2 separate regions of the Homo sapiens genome follow, and region 1 is linked to region 2. A link is an interaction called in ENCODE POLR2A ChIA-PET data of the cell type or tissue named here. Cell type or tissue: OCI-LY7. All regions are shown on one strand.

The links. ChIA-PET counts read pairs that join two places held together with the same protein. Peaks named below come from ENCODE experiments on the same cell type or tissue, not always from the same donor. Only the 100,000 strongest peaks of a DNase experiment are listed, where the experiment ranks them.
Region 1: POLR2A ChIA-PET joins it to region 2 with 9 read pairs; 2 of 35 experiments call an interaction of 5 or more read pairs at or near these places.

What each region holds. Positions count from the first base shown.
Region 1 is chr18:55,493,455-55,495,954 of GRCh38, forward strand. All of the region lies in intron 3 of TCF4 (transcription factor 4), which reads right to left. Among named protein-coding and RNA genes, the nearest start is that of MIR4529, 15 kb to the left of the region's middle. In OCI-LY7, no CTCF peak of the experiment used is centred here; no DNase peak of the experiment used is centred here.
Region 2 is chr18:55,441,285-55,443,784 of GRCh38, forward strand. The region is part of intron 5 of TCF4 (transcription factor 4); the gene reads right to left. Among named protein-coding and RNA genes, the nearest start is that of TCF4-AS1, 10 kb to the right of the region's middle. In OCI-LY7, no CTCF peak of the experiment used is centred here; a DNase peak (open chromatin) is centred at 1,527; H3K4me3 peaks cover 2,250 bases; H3K27ac peaks cover 2,500 bases.

The sequences.
Region 1 (2,500 bases), 52 kb after region 2:
TAAAATGCTGGTCTACATTATTCTTTCAGAAGGCTCAATAGGAAAAGGGAAGTAATGTAAATGATAAATTACTGTTTTCTGAATTATATGAAATACATTAAAAGCAAATAATGGAATATAGTATAGGCTTCAATATTTACACATCTCCTTGATAATTCTTGAACACAGAAAAATGTGGGAAAGTTAATTTATAAATTACTTGATGAATCTTATTAATATATTGTTTACTTAAGTTTGTGTAAATTAATACAAAATTACACAAATACACAAAATACATATCCCAAGTAAAATATCCAAATACCAAAATGCCTTTGTCTCTCTGCAAAAGATGTGACAGTAGGTTCTTGCCTTCAGTTTTTGTAGTCTACAGTTTCTGTAGACTAGTTAAGCTAGTCCTTAATCCAATTTATTTCCCCAGGTCAAAGATCCTGCACCTGTCCCATCAACCCAAATATAAACAGCAAGATATATTTCACATACATTGAAATAATGTGAGGTGGTGAAACCAACAGACTTAGAAGATTGAAAAATATTGGACTTGAGGTCACATTTGATTTTGTAAATGTTTTCCTCATTTTTATATTACTTTGCATATACTCCCCTACTTAAATATTATATTCTTAAATAACTACTCCAGTTGGCATTGACAGCTAGATTTTTACTTCTCTGACCAAAACACAGCAATGTGATTGAAATATTATGGACACACACACACACACACACACACAGATTAGTCAGGCATGTACAACCAGGAAGAAAAAGAAGTGAAGCAATTTTAGTCAATACAAGCTCTTCTCCAACTAATAAAGTAACCACAAACTGTACATATATTCTATTTGAGAAAAAAAAAAAAAGAAATGAAAAACTGTGGAATCACATGAAAGGTGGTTTGGATGCACACAGAGGAAAAATGGCCAGTGAGAATAAAGGGACTTCTCAGCTAAATAGAGAGTCTTTTAAGATTAGTATTATGATTTAAGTCTACTTCAAAATGGTTTCAGCCTTATTAAAATTACATTAAAACTAGCCCTGATGCATTTGCATTTAAAGGGTTGCCTCACTCTACTTAGCAGGCGCTGAATTCAGTCCCCATTGATTTATAGTATTAGGGCACTACAATCACAGACATTTTTCAGGATAAAGGACAATAATACCCTGACCAAAAGGGTTTAAGGATGCAAGTCATCAGGAATGTGAATAAGAGAACTACATTTATTTGCACAGCAGAACACATTCACCTGCAACATTAAAACAACCCAGAGAATGCTAGACAAGGGAATTACTCTTCTATTACATGGAAGCCTTACCAGTAGGACCACATTCAATCATGAACATTGTACCCTTGTAAGAACATAAATCTTGAAAAGGAAAGAGATAATAAACTATTTTGTTATTTTAAAGCATCTCAGTTCAAGTTATTAACTTTGATCCTTTCAATCCTATACTAATAGAAAGGAGTACCTTATTGCAACATCTATAAAGATCTGAAACAGATAATGAAGCCTTTCTTTAAAAAAAAAAAAAAAGAAATCTACACAAAGAAACACAGCTCAAAGAAGTGGGAGTCTTTACTCTCTTTTAAAAGACTATAAATGCATTCTTAGGTCTGGTTCTTTAATCATCAAGAGCTCAACCACAGGGTTACTGGTTTATTATTTTAACCAATTCACAACCTGTTTGATTCAGACTGTTGACTCATTTAAGCCAATAGATAAGTTGTTTCAGTGTTTTGCACCAAGTGACTTATCAAAAACCTACATTAACATGAGAGAATCAAAAGCCAGAACTAAAGTTCCCATTTCTGTCACACTTAGCCAGCCCAAAAAGTCGGTGGAGAATATAAGAAGGTATTTGGGAAAAAAAAAAAAAAAGAAGGTATTTGAGATACAAAAGTTGGATACTTGGCCACTTATTTCTACTCCAACTGTAGAATAATTTAACTTTTAAATCTTGTCCTAAACATACATAGATGTGAAAGAACTTTAGAAGTTCAAAGTGTCACATAAAATCATTATATTCATTTAATTATGAGAGTTGTTCAGCAAGTACAAGGTTTTATGAGAGCTAATTCTGTTCTACAGTTTAGTTATTAAAAGAAAAATGTGAAGCTAAAAATTCCTGGGCTGCAAATAAATATACTTTTAAGGACCAATGTTTTTAGGAACAACCAAATCAGTTTTTGGAGATGTCACACTTTGTACATTAGTTTCAATATCAACACAGAAAAATACACATTTAACAGGCGTGACAAAAAAGGACAACAAATAAGATTGATGTTGTAGAAAACAATGTCAAAAAATTGTATACTAGGCAGCAATTCCTTTAACAGCAATATAATCTAGACCTAAGAAAAGAGCCATTTTCCACCGCTCTTTAATTATGAAAAGGAATTTATGTTCATTTTTTTAAATGTTGATTTCTGAATCATTTGAATAATTCACGACCTGTCCTTTACATGGAGGTGAGTGGTGAGGTCTTTTTAATTGAGGCAAGAATCATT
Region 2 (2,500 bases):
TTCTCCACTTCCAATCATATCCTTTGTTTCAGATAAAACTTAATCAACAGGGGTTTTATGTAAGTTTCCATTTGTACATAATGATAAATAGTTTAAGCTATATTCAGTACATTCACGATCACTATTTTTCTTTCTTTAACATACGCAGATAAATCACATTCTATCCACCCTATTATTTCCCATGATTATGTCCATGTTCTGGCAGTCTTTACTATCTGAGAGACAGAATTTAACTCCTTTCCCACTACAATTTTTGTAACCTTTAATTATTAACCAATATTAGCTTTTCTCAAATTTAAACAATACAAAATAGAACAGCTTGAGCTAGATGGTAGATACCACCCAGTAAATTTGTTATTTTCATTATAATGAATAAAAATAGTAAAATAAGTACTACTACATATTATATATAAAGTAACATATGTATTACATAATCGTATAATAAGTAAGATACAGAAGGATTTTGCTCCTTCAATGTGGATTAGACTAAGGGTGCTACAAAGCAATATTGAGTAATATAGTCACAAATCAGTGGAAACTCTTCAGCAGGCCACAGCATAGTGTGCATTTGTGTGCTGCCCTATTCTCCAAAAAGAACGTTGTCATACCCATTTTAAATAAATGGGAAGTCAACTGAAACTGACTTCTCTAGGATCACTAAGAAATCGCGGTGATCCAGTCCCATGCGCTAATTGGTAATGCTTTTAAGCACATTTCACTGGATTTTCTTATAGCACTAATGTTTCTCCACTGACACAACTTAGCAGGCAATGTATTTACAGAACTATAATAGCCTGAAAAGAATTAACAATGAACAATGTGCAAAATAGTCCATTACAAGCTTACACTTTAAACAAGCACTTACAATGAAGATTAAAAAAACAAAAAACAAACAAACAAAAAAACTATCTTGGCTATTGGGTCATTTTCCAGGCTACTAACTGCTAAACCATGTGCAGAATGTGCTTCCAATTTAACCATCCAGATTTTCTAAAAAGGCAGATAGCTTTGCTCTGCAGGCAGAATCAAGTTGGTCTTCAATTTGATTTTTAAAACAAAGCAGTTCTACAGAAAACCACTAAGCTTTTGCTACAAATGATCAGAAAAAGAATGAAAAGGGGAAGTAGGTTTTATTTTAAAGACCCCAATTTGTCCATCCATGTAAATGAAAAATATAACTTTATTTTATTTTCAAAAAGGGTGACAGAGAAATAAATTCTACAGCCCCATCAGTTTCTAAGGATTATTGGCCACAAGTCTCGGCTCTTCTGAGACATAGCATTGGCAATGGGTGCCAATGCAAAAAATAACACATAGGAAGTCAGGATGATTTTTAAAAGCTACAGAGAAAATCTGCAGTGCTTCCTAACTAATAAAGCACCTCTCAGGTCTTATAAATAATTGGATACAATGAAATCTGAGATCTCAGAATGCATAGCTTCCCTCTTCCGTCACACCGGATCAAAACCCATATACAAGGAAATGACCGGAACAGAAGCCAGGTGCATAGAAGAACTTTTGCATTTCCACAAACGTGCAAAGAACTTTATCACAGTACAGAATGAACACATGAAGCTCTGCACCCTTCTGCAGCTCTAGGTTGTAACCAGCCCAGAGTCTACAGAAATCCTACACACTGGTATAAATGAACCAAGATGGACTAGCTTTTTAAATATACCATTCGTACTTCTTGTGGGTGTGACCAAACAGAGGAAGCTGAAAATGGTTTGTCCAGTGGGAAGTCTGTAGCTGCAAAGTGTGCTGATGACCCTGCTGGCTTGTCACCATTGTGACGTTTACTATAAAAACAAGTCAGGTTCATCTAACCTTGGTTCGGGTCAACCTGGACCTTGTATGGGGTCCCATTGCTTGGTTTTAAAACAGGTTGTTGGATACTAATCTATGCCCTTCCTCTGAGTATGCCTAGCTGTCAGGTTACTGTCCAACAATGGAAACCTGTTCTTAAAACTCCCCTGTGAGCTCACACATCACCCTCCAGATAGCTTGTTTATCACAAGAATCATGTTCCTGAAAATTTGCCATGAGTCTAATTTTCATAGTCTAATATGGGCATTCCTTGGCAAGCGGTTTGTAAAGCAAACAGTTACCTCTCAATCTATCATTAGTGTTAACCCGAATTTTCACATAACCTTCAGCACCTGTATTGAGTAGCTGGCTCACTTTGGAATTTTCTGCCTTAAAATTAGGTGTAGGTAAAGAGACATATTTTCAGGTAATTTTAAGCTTTTGTTGTTGTTGTTCTTGTTTTAGTTCTTTTCTCAAGAGACCCAACAAGGTAGCCAGTTAACTATCAGTCAATGGCAAATTTAGTAATCATCATATCCTATCTATTGCCTGGTAAATTTGGGTTCATCACACAACTCAAAATCAAGAACCACATTTCCTTCTTCCATTCGTCACAGATGAACCACTTGCCTTAAACTTTCTCTCCAGAAAGAGATACTGAAAGTATTCCAGAAAGAATACTGAGAGAAAGGAT